Regions from separate parts of the Homo sapiens genome. Here region 1 is linked to region 2. A link is a loop called in an ENCODE intact Hi-C map of the cell type or tissue named here. Cell type or tissue: left lung. All regions are shown on one strand.

The links. Hi-C counts contacts between places; a loop is a spot of excess contacts. Peaks named below come from ENCODE experiments on the same cell type or tissue, not always from the same donor. Only the 100,000 strongest peaks of a DNase experiment are listed, where the experiment ranks them.
Region 1: it touches region 2 in a loop (4-fold over the local background); 99 of 110 quality-filtered maps call a loop at or near these places.

What each region holds. Positions count from the first base shown.
Region 1 is chr3:138,111,762-138,119,761 of GRCh38, reverse strand. DZIP1L (DAZ interacting zinc finger protein 1 like) reads left to right here and starts at 4,154. Exons shown (of 16, transcript NM_173543.3): 1 at 4,154-4,434. RefSeq lists enhancers at 3,842-4,341, 4,342-4,843 and a silencer at 4,500-4,719. In left lung, CTCF peaks have their summits at 656 (motif pointing right) and 4,649; DNase peaks (open chromatin) are centred at 3,887, 4,281 and 4,631; H3K4me3 peaks cover 1,797 bases; H3K27ac peaks cover 1,857 bases.
Region 2 is chr3:138,065,528-138,073,527 of GRCh38, reverse strand. It overlaps DZIP1L (DAZ interacting zinc finger protein 1 like), which reads left to right. Exons shown (of 16, transcript NM_173543.3): 12 at 1,693-1,885; 13 at 5,161-5,377; 14 at 5,828-5,997. Among named protein-coding and RNA genes, the nearest start is that of DZIP1L, 46 kb to the left of the region's middle. RefSeq lists enhancers at 2,300-2,801, 6,760-6,809. In left lung, CTCF peaks have their summits at 4,583 and 4,791 (motif pointing left); a DNase peak (open chromatin) is centred at 4,787; H3K27ac peaks cover 607 bases.

The sequences.
Region 1 (8,000 bases), 46 kb before region 2:
TGCACTCCAGCCTGGAGACAGAGCAAGACTCCGTCTCAAAAAATAAATAAATAAATAAAAAATAAAAATAAAAACCATTCTGAGGAAAGGGTGTGGGCTTCATCAAACTGCCAAAGAGGAATCCCTCCTCCAAAAGGCAAAAGCCCAGGCAGGAGGCAGCTGGGGCAGCTCCTTCTAGATCCCACCCGCCCATCACTGCCAGCCAATGAGGGGCCATATCACAGCCACGCCTTAGGCCAGGCTTATCCAGCTCTGCATTTTCATTTTTGCAGAAGGGATGTTTTCCTGAGAAAGGAGGTCTTTTCGGTAAGTGCTCAGACTTCCTTCAAAGTGAACTTTTCAGGGATTGGGCTAGAATGTACGATCTGCCTAAGAAAGTTTCCTCTCAGATCCTGCCAGTTCTAGACATGTCAGAGTGCAGGCCTTTCTTTTGTTGCTAGATTCTTAGATTTTTCAGAAACCAGCAAACCAGATTTTATGTAAAATCCTCCTCTGACTGTATGCCTGCCTATCTATACATCAACGCAGAAAACCCAACAATACACTTTTGACCTAAAATCACCTCAGGGCTCATTAGTGGCCGGCATCCCAGCGCAGGGAGACCTGTCCCATACACCTCAGATACACTTCCCTTCAGGAGAATGGGATCCAGAGCAGGTTTCTAAGGTGTGATGCCAGCATTTGGCAGCAGAGGGCACTCCTATTACAGGCTGTCTAGGCTGTGTCCTATTTCCTGAGGTGTAGGAGGGAGACCGTCTGTGAAAGGGGCTGAGCTGGGTCAGAGGGCGGGTGACTAGTACTGGGCTGAGGAGGGAGTGAGGGGCCATTGGGATATTGAAAATCCATCCTCCTGTCCTCCCACCCAGCAGTTATGGGCCAGCTGCTCGGGGTGACAGGAATGTCTCCTGGACTAGCCAGCTAGGGCCAGTCTCCCTTGGTCTATGCACCTGTCCCCACGGCTGATGCCAGAGCTTGTGTGTGCTACAGTAGAGGTGGGCAGCAGAAATGACAGCTTTCCAGTGCCAAGTGATCTAGTCCTCTAGAGGTTGTTGGTATCCTTGGGACTAAGAAAATAACTTGGCACATGATAGGCATGCAGTAACTCCTCCCTGTGTTGAGTGTTGAACTAAGGCCCAGTAAGGGAAGAGTGTGAGGGTTCCATGCATGAGGTCTTAGTCAGCTCAAGATTCAGGATTTGGTTTTTGGCTAAGGTAGATCTGGGTGCATGTCAAGTCTACTTTCTTACACCAGCCCTGCAAAGGAGGGCACCCTATTTACACATGGGGAAATTGAGGCTGGTGGAAATAACATGCACAAAGGTATCCTCAGAACTACTTTCTGCAAATTTCAGGGATACAGTGGGAAGAGAGCTGAGAAGCAAATGTCCTTGGCGATTTCACAGTGTCAAGTCAGGAGTGCACACCACTGACTTGTAGGCCCAGGGCAGAGCCTACATGTAATTTAGCTAATTTGATTCTAACAACTCTTCTAGGTAGAGTTTACTTTTCCCATTTTACAGAGGAGAAAAATGAAAGGTCAGAGAGGCTACGTGACTTTCCCAGGGTTATGTAGCTTGGGAATGTGGAATGTAGATGTGTCTTTGACTCCCAAGGCCTGGACTCTTCTCTTTGCTCTTGTGGGTGGCAGAAAATCCTGGGGTGAAAAAAGTGCCCTGACTAGGAGAAGACGGCAGGAACAAGATCCCCCATCCGAATACATGGTGCACAGATATCCCAACTTAGTCCTGGTCCCTGCTCCATCCACTATTTTTTTTTAATGTTTAAAAAATTGTGATAAACTGTACATAATGTAAAATTTGCCATCGTAACCATTTTCAAGTGTACAATTCAGTGGCATTAAGTACATTCACATTATTGTGCAACCATCACTACCATTTATCTCTGGAACTTTTTCATCATTCCCAAACTGAGAATCTGTACTCATGAATCAATAACTACTCATTCCCCCTCCTCCAGCCACTGGTAACCACTATTCTACTTTCTGTCTCTGTGAATGGACTATTCTAGGTACAAGTGGAATCATACAATATTTCCAGGTATAAGTGGAATAATACAATATTTGTCCTTTTGTGTCCAGCTTATTTCATTTAGCATAATGCTTTTGCCTTGATCTGAATGTTTGTGTCCCTGCAAAATGGGGTTGAAATCCTGACCCCCAAGGTGACGGTATTGGGAGGTGGGGCCTTTGGGGGGTGGTTAGGTCATGAAGGTAGAGTCCTCATAATTGGGACTAGTGCCCTTATGAAAGAAACCCCAGAGAGCTAGCCAGCCCCCTTCTACTAAGTGAGGGTGCAGTGAGAAGATGACAGCCTATCAACCAGGAAACAGGCCCTCACCAGGCACCGAATCTGCCAATGTCTTGATTTTGGACTTCCCAGCCTCCAGAACTGTAAGAAAAAAACTTCTATTGTTTATATGCTACCCACTCAATGGTATTTTGTTATAGCAGCCTGAATAGACTAAGACAGTTTTCAAGGTTCATTCATGTGTCAGAATTTCCTTCCCTTTTAAAGTTAATATTACATTGTATGGATATACCACATTTTGCTTATCCATTAATCTGTCGATAGACATTTGAATTGTTTCCACTTTTTGGCTATTGTGAATAATGCTATTATGAACATGAGTATACAAATATCTGTTTGAATCCCTGCTTTCAGTTCTTTGGGGTATATACCCAGAAATGGAATTGTTGGATCTTTTGGCAATTCTTGTTTAATTTTTTGAGGAACTACCATTCTGTATCCACAGTAATGGTACCATTTTACATTCCCACCAGCAATGCACAGGAGTTCCAGTTTCCCTGCAAGTCCTTGACAACGCTTGTTCCCATACACATTTGCTTTGGCTGCCTCAAAATGTAGAGCTTGGCAGATTGAGATTGTGGTGGGACGAAAGCCTTTGAAATGGAAAAAAGAGAAAGAGGGAGGGAGAAGAGTTGCGGAGTGGAGAGAGAGAGAGTGTGTGTGAAAAGGAGCTTTTTTCCCACTCTTCCCTGACCCTCATGGGGGCTGCAGCGACTCCTAGAACCTTCAAGCAGCGAGACAGAGGTTCCCTCCACCAGGCGCAGAGCTCTCCTTACACCTGGCCTCCTATTCCCAGCAACTTTAAGGAGATATTTTTAAGTGGCCATGGTTTTATCAAATGCCTATTAAGTTTTTGCCACAAAAGGATTTTATTTAAAATAAAAATAGGGGTAGGTATTTGACTGATGCCCCTTGTGAGTGCTCTAGAGAAGAGGAATGAATACTGACATGTCCTATCTTCCCAGATGCAGAATTGTAAAACAAACATAACTGCTTTTCACATGTGAAAGAAAACTGGCTTAGAACATACTAGCGTTTTCTTTGCCATGAAGGAGTTCACCTTCAGTGACTAAGCCAGAACTACTAGAGTTGCCGGGCCTAGGGACAGGAGACATTGCCAGTGCTTAGCCAGGCTGGCCAGGACTAACCATCTCTGCAAGGAGTCCACAAGAAGCCTCAGGGCAGCCTTTCCCTGCTCCTATCAATTTGAGTTGAGCAACAAACATTTTGACCAAATATCAGCTCTATGGCACAACTCACAGTTACGGTGCCCACAAAACGGAATCTCAGCAAAGCAACTACTACTATGGGAAGAGATCAGGGACTAATATCAGGAGAAAAAATAAGTTTTTCAGTCCTGGGTTTCCAAGTTGGCATCCCCAGGGCAAACCAGCAGGTTGGGAGGGTAGGGGGTGGTGGGTGGGGGCTGCGGAGGGAAGGTGGCTGCTGTCTGTCTGATCAGACCTGGGGCACACCCAAAGAACTCTCCTAGCTTGGGATCCGGTCAGGAAGAAACCAGGACGGTCCCTTTAGGAGGGTGGGCAGGGCTATCTGCCCGGGGGGTGCGGCCGCCCCTGCACAGCAGGCTATCGATTGTACCGGAGGCAGGGTGTGGGGAAACCGGGGCAAGTCCAGCCTCTCAGCAAGGCCAGGAAGCCATTCACTTGGATCCTGGATTTTACTAACGGATTAAACGTGGCATTCCCGCCTTCCCCCATCCGTTACAGACCTAAAAATAGCTCGTCCGAGAGGGGCCGGGAGAGGCTCCACCTCTTCTTGAGGTGGGGCGGGGCGGCTGTAGTAGGAGCTGGAGGCACCAGAGACCCCAAGCCACGAGCTGACCGACGCACCGAGGAGCTCTCTGTCCGCGGTCCCGCAGGTTGGCGGCACTGGAGTGGGCCGGGCAGGCTCTGCCTCCGCCGCAGAGAGCGCCCGGACTGCGTGGGGCTGGGGAAGCATCCCGGGAACGGCGGGCGGTGAGCATTCCGGGAACCATCTCTGGGCTGTCTGGGGCGGTGGAGCAAGTCTGGAGGCGGGACGTGGGGCGAGTATGGGAGCCGCCACCTCGAGACGTCTTCCCGCCGTCCCCGGCTCCAGGAGACCCCACGGTGAGCGGGCCGCGCGGGAAAACTATGCCAGGAATTCGTCCCGGGAGCGGGGCGGGTGGGTAGCTTGGCTGCAGTCCGAGGGATCAGCGATTCGGGAGGTTAAACATTAGCGGGGGCGAACTCCCTGCCGGGGTGCAGCGGGGCGCGGGAGGAGCCGGCTGCGTGCGTCCGCGCTGCCCAGGGCGCGCCCTTCTGGCCCGGCGCGGCCCTGCAGCCCGGCCCCCTCGGCCTGCTCCGAACTGCGGCGCCCAGGGAGGGAAGGACCCGTGCGCGGGGGACGAATGACGGGATGCCCCAAGACTCGGCTTCACTGGGAAGACGGCCTTGGGTTTTTACTTTTTGAAAAAAGAAAAGTGATTTGGGAGGGCTTGATGATCTGAGTGCCGTAGGTAAAGGAGGATTCTTTTAGTAATGAGGTGATTTAAAAGCAATCGCATTGGCATCTTTCGTTCCCCTTCTTCCTTTCCTGGGCTGGACCTCAGCAGGAGGCAGACGTGGTATTTTCATCCTGAGGTGGCTGCGCATAAAGTCCACCGAAGACCTGCTCAGTGCAGGACAGGGATCAGGAGGCAGGGCAGAGGAGGGGGTCCGAGGCTGCCTGGGCAGGGCCTAGTTCACGGAGCACTTCCTAGGGGCCCAGGGCCTAGGCTGCCCCTGCCTGGTCTCCTGGAATTCGATTTCTAACAGGACTTTGGAGAGAGGCCTGGGAAGTATGGGGTGTTCTGACTTGGCTTCTCACACCCTCATCTGCAGATAGGGTGGGTGATCTCTCCCTTCTCAGTTGCAGCCCCTAGCACCTCTCCTCCCCCTCCCGGATGTGAGGACTGGCCAGTGAGAACAATCCTGCTTAGGGAAGGCTGATCCTCCAGTCTAGTGGCTGATAAGGGGCCTTCTGACTGTCTTGGTCAGACACCTCCCTCATCTGGGAATATTTTTTGATACTATCTAACTTGATAAAATACCTCATGAAGTTGTATGCTTCAGGTTGGGAACAGAAACCTGAGTTCATGTGGGCACCATAACTGTGGGTTGTGCCATGGAGCTGATATTTGGTCAAAGGTTTTTTGCTCAACTCAAATTGATAGGAGCAGGGAAAGGCTGCCCTGAGGCTTCTTGTGGACTCCTTGCAGAGATGGTTAGTCCTGGCCAGCCTGGCTAAGCACTGGCAATGTCTCCTGTCCCTAGGCCTGGCAGCTCTAGTAGTTCTGGCTTAGTCACTGAAGGTGAACTCCTTCATGGCAAAGAAAACGCTAGTATGTTCTAAGCCAGTTTTCTTTTACATGTGAAAAGCAATTATGTTTGTTTGTTTTACAATTCTGCATCTGGGAAGATAGGACATGTCAGTATTCATTCCTCTTCTCTAAAACACTCCCAAGAGACATCAGTCAAATACCTACCCCTATTTTTATTTTAAATAAAATCCGTTTGTGGCAAAAACTTAATAGGCTTTTGATAAAACCATGGCCACTTAAAAATATCTCCTTAAAGTTGCTGGGAATAGGAGGCCAGGTGTAAGGAGAGCGCTGTGCCCGGTTGAGGGGACCTTTGTCTCGCTGCTTGAAGGTTCTAGGAGTCGCTGCAGCCCCCATGAGGGTCAGGGAAGAGTGGAAAAGGAGAACACCATGGAATCTGAGAATAAGGCTAAGCTCTGCAGTGGCAGTACTTCAGGAGAGCTCCCAGGTCCCTGTCATCTCTGTTGAGGTCTCTGGAGCTCCCTTGCATACTGTGTGTGCATAGCCTGTTTGCAAACTGTGTGAAGGTTTCCTTGGCAGCCACAACAATTAGCATTAATGACACGCCTGAGCTCCCCCAGTGGGCACTGCTGAAGTTAGCTTGGGAGCCAGGGCAGGTTTGTAAATGATTGCCTGGCAGCCACCTTGGAAACTTGGCTCCCTCAAGTTCTCCTCTTGACTGCATTCTTGAGGAAGCAGAAGAGACAGTAAAGTGGTGATGTTGTTGTTGTTGTCTAGCTGTCAGTTTATGTTAAAAAATAAGGTGTTTGGCCAATTTTGAGGGAGTTATTTTTGACAGATTATTGGTGGGCCGGTTTTAGAAGAACCATAAAGTCTCCAGGGATTGTTTCACAGTGGGATGGCTGTCTTGTGAGGTGGTGAACAACTTGTCACTGGGAGTGTGCAAAGCAAGGGTGGTAGATGGGTTTTCTATATTCTAGATGGGTGTGGGATTGTCCCAGGCAGAAACCAACTCTTAACAATGAAGCAAGTTTGAATGTTAGCACAAATATTCTTTTGGGTCCCTTATTCATAATATTGGTCTAGGAATGGGAAGTTTCCCAAAACCCTGTCAATATATCTAAAGGTGATTAAACAGCTTCAGTTTTCCTAATGACAGTGAGTCATTTCTTCTCTCTCTTTTTTTTTGAGACGAAGTCTCACTCTGTCGCCCAGGCTGGAGTGCAATGGTGCGATCTCGGCTCACTGCAACCTCTGCTTCCCAGGTTGAAGTGATTCTCCTGCCTCAGCCTCCCGAGTAGCTGGGACTACAGGCATGAGCCACCACGCCCAGCTAATTTTTGTATTTTTAGTAGAGACAGGATTTCGCCATGTTGGCCAGGCTGATTTTGAACTCCTGACCTCAGGCGATCTGCCCTCCTTGGCCTCCCAAAGTGCTGGGATTACAGGCGAGAGCCACTGCTCCTGGTTGACAGTGAGTCATTTCTTCCTTGTGTTTTTATTCCCAGATGTGGGAAAAGCAGTCTGCTCACAATTCGTCTGAAAAAAGCACGATGTCCTTGCCCCTGGGGTGTATGGTTTCCAGGTAACATGCAACACTCTCATTTGGCTTTTTGTCCGCCTATCCTAATCAGGACGCAAGCTGTGGAGCTGAGTCGGGTTCAGACAAGCCCTGCTGAAATACAGGGAGAATTTAGAATCCCCAACACTAACCCTGTGGTGATTTGCTGTAAACTCTGTCAGCGCTTGCACTTTGGTCAAGAAAACTCAGGTATTGTAATTTCCATAATGGAAAATAATTTGTATATCATTATAATTATCATAATTATTAAGAGTTTGGCATAATTCAAAAGCTCTGGAGTCAGATAGAACTTGGTTTGAATCTTGGCTTCATTATTTAGTAGCTGAGTGAGCAGGGATCTTAGCTTCTCTGAGCCTCAGTTTCTACATCTGTGAGATGAGACGAACCATAGCCATCTACAAGGCTATATGAGTTTAGAATTACTACTTTTAAAGGCAGGCACAGTGCCTGACATATAGATGTTTGATAAATATTACCTATTATACTATCATCATATCATCATAATCATCTTCAAGTTCCACAGTTCTGCTCCATCTTTTTTTTTTTTTTTGAGACAGAATTTCATTCTTGTTGCCCAGGCTGGAGTGCAATGGCACAGTCTCTGCTCACGGCTGACTGCAACTTCCACCTCCTGGGTTCAAGCAGTTCTCCTGCTTCAGCCTTCCAAGTAGCTGGGATTACAGGCACCCACCACCATGCCCAGCTAATTTTTGTATTTTTAGTAGAGACGGGGTTTCACCATGTTGGCCAGGCTGGTCTTGAACTCCTGACCTCAGGTGATCCGCCTGTCT
Region 2 (8,000 bases):
ATGTAGTGCTCTCCCCCTTCCCCTAGGAATGGGGCTTCCTGAGAGCTGAACTGTAGTGATTGTTTTTGATCTTCTGGGTCTAGCCACCCAGTAGAGTTACAGGCTGGTACTGGGGAGTGTCTGCAAAGAGTCCTGTGATGTGATCCATCTTCAGGTCTTGCAGCCGTGGATACTATTCCAGCACCTGCTCCAGTGGAGGTAGTAGGGGAGTGAAGTGGACTCTTGAGGGTCCTTGTTTTTTCTTTTTGTTTGTTTAGTGCATTGGTTTTGTGTTTGTTGGCCTCCAGCTAGGAGGTGGTGCTTTCAAACTGTGGTCCTATAGGGAGGATGCATACTTCCCTACTTGCCCTAGGGACACCTGGTTAAGTATTCAGGTTTCTCAGGCGGTGGGCAGGGCCATACAGCTCCTAAGGGATTATGACCTTTGTCTTCAGCTACCAGGGCGGGTGCAGGAAGACCACCAGGTGGGGCCAGGGATAGACGTGTCTGAGCTCAGCCTCTCCTTGGGTGTGGCTTGCTGCAGCTACTGTTGGGGATGAGGGTGTGTTCCCAGTCCAATGGAGTTATATTCCCAGGGGGATTATGGCTGCCTCTGCTGAGTCATACAGGTCGCCAGGGAAGTGGGGGAAATCTGGCAGTCACAGGCCTCAGCCCATCTCCACGCAGCCTGCGGTCCTAAAGTCCGGTCTCACTCGCACTGTGCCCCACCAACAGGAGCAAGTCTATTTCCAAGCAGCCAGTGACCAGGGCTGGGAACTTGCCCCAGACCACAAACCTCCCCATTGAGAAAGCAAGCAGACTCAGGTTTTCGGCATCTCAGGGAGTCTGCAGCAGTGATCCAGTTCCTTTACAGGGTCTATGGATTCTCTCTCCAACTAGTATTTGAATGCCATTGTGCTTAACCAGAACACGTATGTTATTATTAGAAGCACCAATGAAATCTATTATTAAATAAAAACACACCTATTATTAAATTAGCCAAGCATTACACTATTGGAATGCTGTTTGTGTAGAGTAAGTTAGAAAAAAAAAATAGACAACTAGGGTTATTTTAGGAAGAATGGTCACTACTTTGATTGTTTTCAACTACTGACTACTCTAACTTTGGCCCTATATTCAGATTTGATTAAGACATTCCTTTCTAACCTTGCATGAATCCTCATCTTGGATTCAGATGCCTCCCTGGACCCTCCCATGGGCTCTGGGTGGATGTCAAAAGCTCGAGCAACTTCCAATAGGTCTTGAAAGGGTACTTGGATTGTGTTTACAGCAGTTTAGTTTTTTAAACATTGTTAGCCATGGACAGTGTGTTTGGCATAATAATAGTAATTGGGAGTACAAAAATGAGCAAGCTGTGGTCTCTTATCCTAGGATTCAGTCAGATGGTAGAAAAGCATGTTCCAACGAAGTCCCTTATGCTATGATGTGGTCAGAATTGTGACGCAGTCCTTTGCATTATCCTGCTGTGCACATTTTGATGGGGCTCCCAAACCCTGAACCATTGCACTTTCAGCAACTTTGAAGCCGCTGCTTACCCTTCTCTGATCCTCATTTCATGCCCCCCAGTCCTGCAAGAAAAGCACCAGGCACTGATCACAGACTCCCAGGCCAGCAGCAGCAGGTGTGAGAGGCTTAGGGGAAGGAGAAGAAGGGTAGCCTCTCTCTGTAAAGGTGAACTCCTGTCTCCTCTAGGATGCAAAGGGAATCTCGATTCAGACTCTCAGACACCTGGAATCCCTGCTGAGAGTCCAGCGGGAGCAGAAGGCCCGGAAGTTTTCTGAATTTCTGAGTCTGAGGGGAAAGCTTGTCAAGGAAGTCACCAGCAGAGCGAAGGAGAGACAGGAGAATGGCGCTGTGGTGTCCCAGCCAGACGGGCAGCCTTCAGGTACACTGGGGAGAGGGCTTGCTCAGGGCTGTGACCTGTAAGGGTCCCATTCTTGCCAAAACTTGTTTGCACATGAGGAGGGTATAGTCTCTGTCCCCCATTAGGGGCACTTCTCTGAAGGGCTGAGCTGGTAGGGTCCTTACAGGGGACTGAGTCCAGAAGTTCTCTGTTGAGGAAATAGGATCTGGGGTGGAGTGGGGGCATTTGTCCAGGGTCACTCGGGGAAGTTGGAGGAGAGCCGGAGCTGGAGCCTGTTGTCAGCCTGAACTGTCCCTGTGCAGACATGCTGCCTCCCTTAGCACCTTCATTCTGTTTGGCTTGTTGCGACCACAGTTGAGTGTCTCTTCAACAGAGAGCAGCCTATTCAGTTTCTGGCTCTACACACCAGGCATGCCAGCCTGGGGAGGCAGGCAGAGGCCCGGGAGCATTGAAGCTGCAGGTGGAGGCAAATATCAATTGAATGTAAACTTCTGCAGAGCTCAGATAGCCCCTGCTCTGGCCATGGGAGAGCATGAGAGACTGGGCCAGTTCTGCACGCAGATGAATTCTCAGAGCTCATAGTTGGTTCCTTGGGCCAGGTCATAGCTGCCACTTTACCATTTGTCCATGCTCTGGGGGTCATGACAAGAGAAGGCCCTGTGGTTCTGGTGGAACACGAAATTCTGTGGACCAGGACCCTTGAGTCTGTTCTTACGGAGCAAGTGTATTTGTGTTCCCAGGTTTGAGAGCCCCCTGTTTCCAGAGGGTTCCAAGAGGGTCTGGGCTGCTGTGGTGAGAGGCTCTGGGGAGGGCTTCAGTGGGTCTGGTCTGCTCATGCAGGTGCTGTCCTGCTCCTTTTACTTCGTCTCCTCAGTCAGGGACACATGTGGCCAGAAGGAGGCCAGTTCTGTATCTCCTGTGTCCAGGAAGAACCGATTTGAGCTCTTCATGCAAAAAAATTTTGCAGAGTATGGCCCACGTATCTCTGAGGATATGAGAGATGATTTTAGTTGCTACATCAACCAATCATTTTATAACTTATTTTTATTTTTCCTCATGTGAATTAGAAGAAAATAAGACTAACATAGCAATCCTGTGAGCTCATGGAAATTATTACTTGGACAAGTATCAAGCAGGTATTTTGTGCTTAAAAGCATTGTCATTTTGGCATGAAAATATGGTAAAAAAATGTATTGATGACCTGGGAAACTATAATATTTAGTTTAAACTTCTGGCCTTAAAATCTCTAAGGAAAGGACGGTTTTTATCTTGCATAGAAATCTCAGACAGAAGGGTATTTGTCCTGGTTGCCAATCTGCCTTTTATGCTCCAATTTAAACGTATATCCTTTTGCTCATTCAGTCAAATGTTCATTCATTCATTTGCCCACTCATTCATTTAGTACAGTACTTGCTGAGGTTGACTCTGTGCCAGGGCCTTCCACCTCACCTGGGAAATCAGCCAGGACCAGGTGATGTGATGGAGCCAAGCATGGGGGTGGTGGGAGCTCAGAGGAGGGAGGGGACAGGGACTTGGGGAGGATGAATGGAAAAACCCTCGGAATGCTGGCTTCCAAGAGAAAGCAAAGGTATCTTGCTCCTTCTAGGTGCTACGCCCCACCCACTCCCACACACCTTTGTTCCTGTAGTAAAAAAGCCAGGAGGGAGAGCCCCCTTCGCAGCCTTCCCTTTCCCTGGCCCTGGGGTTCTGCCTTCTCTGGAGATGTTACTGAGTTGTGAGATGAGCGCTGTGTTTTTGTGGCATTTTGTAGACCTTTCCTTCCAGCTCTGCACCTTTATTCTTTTCCTGGGTCCCACAAGTGCTGTCTTAATGCTCACCTCCCATTTCTGCTTGGACCCTGCCTCTTCTGTGGCCTGGGCAAGGCTGTGGGAAGTAGCGGTGAGGGCCCAAGATTAGGGCAGACAGACAACCTGGGTTTGTATTCACCACTTTCTTCCGTGGAGCTGAGGGCAAGCCTCTGTAGGGAAAATGATAGCCTCTGAAGATGCTCGGGGGCCAAGTGGTTGTATGTAAAGTGCTTTTCTTAGTATCTGGTACACAGTCATGGGAAGCTATTGTTATTTTCCCCCAGCAGGCTTGTCTTTGTCTTCCCCTTCTCTTCAGTTCACTCTTTCCTGGAAGCTCCACTTCTGAGTAGACACATTCACTGAGAGCAGTGCATAGCTGGCCCTTGAACAATGCAGGGGTCAGGGGCGCAAACCCCCCATGCAGTTGAAAATTTGCGTGTAACTTTTGACTGCCCCAAAACTTAACTACTCATAGCCTACTGTTGACCAGAAGTCTTACCGACAATATGGACTATTAACACACATTTTGTATGTTATATGAATTATAAGCTGTATTATTACAATAAAGTAAGCTAGAGAAAAGAACATGTTATTAAGAAAATCACAAGGAAGAGCAAATATGTTTACTATTCATTAAGGGGAAGTGGATCATCATAAAGGACTTCATCCTTGTTATCTTTGTGTTGAGTAGGCTGAAGAGGAGGAGGAAGAGGAGGGGTTGCTCTTGCTGTCTCACGGGTGGCAGAGTCGGAAGAAAATCCACGTATAAGTGGACCCATGGCTGTTCAACCCCACGTTGTTTCGGGGTCAACTGTATTTCAAACATTTTCTGATCTTGAATTACTGTAAGAAACTCATTTTACATTGTGACCCAATCCACACATGTCTGACTCCCTGTGATGCACTCTCTCTCTTCTCTTCCCATAAAAACTTGCTGATCCGGGACCGCTCTTGTGGCTATAGGTCTTGATGCAATTTGGAAAACAGAGGGGCTGTGTCCAATTGCCTGCCTTGGTACTGCCTTGCCCCAGACTGCATTTGGGAGGAGGTTTGAGTGGATCTTGATGGTTCATGCAGTCCTGCGGCGACCTCTGGTGGCAGTGGGGTCTTCCTGCAGGACTGCCTGCAGTGCAGCGGCTGTAGCGTGGGTTGGGGAGAGGGTAGCAGCCTTGGTGAAGTCCATCTAGGACTACTGAGCCCCTCTTCAGGCCCGCGGACTCCTGCTGGTCTTCAGTAATGACAACACGACCCTGGAGCACCCAGCTGCTCTCCTGGTCTCTGATGAAACTGTGGAACTGTGGTCCTAGCCTCGAATCTGGCCAGCAGAACACCTGATTTGGCAACAGTCATGAAATCTGCTGTGGTTATTACAGCACGGAGAGGGAGTAATTGTTCATTTCCAGGGTGTTGGAGCCACTTTCTCCCTCCTCTTAGGCTTGAGATCCAGCATGGGTGTACTCCAAAAATCATTCCTTTCTGTGTTTCCAGTCAAAAGCCAGCAGAGCACACTGGTCACCAGAGAGGCCCAGCCAAAGACCAGGACCCTGCAGGTGGCCTTGCCATCCACACCGGCAGAGCCACCCCCACCAACTCGTCAGAGCCATGGCAGCCATGGCTCCAGCCTGACCCAGGTGTCCGCCCCCGCTCCACGCCCCGGACTGCATGGACCCTCCAGCACCCCTCCTTCCTCGGGGCCCGGGATGAGGTGAGCCCCAGACTCTGCCCTCTCACCCCACCTGCAGTGGTGGCTCCTGGATTCAGGCAGTCCTGTTCTGGGCTCCCTCCAGGCTTCTGCAGATAGGAGGGGGGCAGACACATGTGAATAGAAGGTGCCTCAGGTGGGGTCCAGTCTGAGCTCTGGACTTGAGAACCTGTGCTCCCAGCCAAGACAAACCCACCCTCCCCTTACCCATGTCCTCCCCCAAACCCGTTCCCCCTCCAGAGGGGCTGGATCCTCAGATGGGCAGGGCTCTACTAAGGGAGATACTGGTGTGGCTGCTGCACTCCAGGGGTCTCCTGGCTGTCTTCTGGGCCTGAGGGAGGGAGCAGGGCTGGCCCTGAGCAAACCAAACCAGCTTGAAGCGTGGTGAAGTTTGGCTTTTGAAGTTTTCTTTCTGGCCCATGCATCCCTCATTTCTTCTCCTCCTCGTGGCAGCACGCCCCCGTTCAGTTCTGAAGAGGACTCAGAGGGAGACCGTGTGCAGCGTGTGTCTCTACAGCCCCCAAAAGTTCCTTCCAGGATGGTGCCCCGGCCCAAGGATGACTGGGACTGGTCTGACACAGAGACCTCGGAGGAGAATGCCCAGCCCCCTGGCCAGGGCTCAGGTGAGCTGGCACCTTTGGGTGAGTGGGCTGGGACCACCGGTGTAGCCCTTCTCCAGCCCAGATTTCTCAAGGCTCCAGAAACACCCTTTAGCTTCCTTTAGGCTTTCTTATTTGACATCTCTTTCTCTATTTGGCTTGGAAAGGATGGTCCTCCTTCGCCTCAGATATTTTTTTGTGGGATAGCAGAGATATCAGGAGAAAGCTAGAGTTTGAGCAAGGTTTAGTTTTACCCCTTGTTTTGTCATTAAATTGTTAACTGTGGGAGGTTGAAGGGAGCCATTCACCCCTTTTCTCCTCCATGTTCTTTCCAGTAGAGAGTAAACACTGTGGCCAGCTACGGGAGATCAAAGCCTCGCTCTAGTAGTGGTGACAGGGCCCAGGAATGCCTGAGGCATAGGCTTCCTGTTAGGGCTGGATTAGAGGAACAACCCGCACTTGAGGCCAAAGTGGGGGCCCCTCCAGCCTCCCCAAATCCAGATCCCAATCTTACTTGTGTGCAGGGCTGGGTTTGCAAAGAAGACCCTGAGTGTGCAGGCCCTTAAACAGGCAGCTGTAGGGTACACTCCAGCCAGGCTCCAACCCCAGCCACAGGGGCGGGGAGGGTCCGAGAGAAAGAGCTGGCACTGTCTTCTGGATCAGCGGCCCTCCTTCAGGTGCGCCGTGGCCCAGGGTGTGTTGTAGGCCCACCCCTCTGCTTGGCTTCTTCTGTGAGAGAGGGTAGTATGTGGGGAAGAAACTGGGAGGGTGTTTCTCCTATCCTTGTCCATCTCGGTGAGTAGAGCAGAAGTTCCTTCTTCTGTGGAAGCTCGAGGCGTGTGAGAGAAGGCTCTCCCCTCTATGTTGGTGTTGCTGGGTGCTCACCGCGTGCTCAGCTCTGTGTGGATCTCTTCGCACAAGTCTCCTCATTTACTCCTCACAGCACTGATGAGGGAAGGCTGAGCCACACACATCGTGACAGAAGTTGAAACTAAGCCTCATAGACATTATGACTGGCCCAAGACCACAGAACGATGTCATGGCAAGTTGAGATTCTGTATGATGTTTTTGAAGTTAATGTGTTAGAGTCACTGTTTATTTATTTACTTGTAAACCATTTTTCCCCCCAGAAAGAGCTGCCTTTAGCTGTGTTCCCAATGTTAAGAATATCCCCATAGTCTTTAATGCTGTTTGAGTTCATTAGCACCAGATCAAGAGTTGGTGGTCATAGAGTTAAATATCACAGTGGTCAAAGTAGCCTCCAAGGTAAACCTCAGTTACAACTTGAAGGGAAAACAGTTTCCTACCATGAACATTTTGACAAATATAGTTTTCAAGAACACATAGAGTGTAACACACATAACTTTTTGCAACAACTCAATTGTGAAAAATGTGGCTTCCCAGCAAAGCTTGAGACAGAGGAGGCAGCCACAGTCAACCTTTATAGCAGGCTGCCTTTGGGCCATGCAGCCTGTTTCATCATACAGGAAAGCTCTTTGCCCTTTTCAGCCAAGAGACTTAGAAATTCAACTTGTTGGTGGAAAGGGCATTGTAGAGACCTGAGCTAACTGTCATGGTAAGTGGAATGAAAATATTCGTTAAACGTATTATTTTCTATCTAACAGGTTGCAATGACTAGTTGAGCCTCCTTCTTTTCAAAACAACTGTCTACTCCCATTCTTTCAAGATTTTCCTATAAAACTGCCAACTGAGGCCTGTAGCTTCTGGCTTCAGTTGTATTTTCTAGCCAAGGCTGTGTTAAAGAATATGGAATTTAGAGTTTTGTCTTTCCAAGGTCAGTAAGTAGAAACCCTGGGATGTCAGGCTAGGCTTGCGGTCTGCAAATTTCTTGCTCTTAATAGACTCTGCAGTACTTGGCCATGTTTACAGCATAAGCCAAGCCTGCCAGTCCATCAGAATTCACCAGAAACAGATCTTTGGAGAAGTATCGATGCCCACCAGGCAAGGGCAATAGGGTGGCAAGGTCTTGGGACTGGGTGTTAGGAATCTTCAGAGAAAGTCTTGGC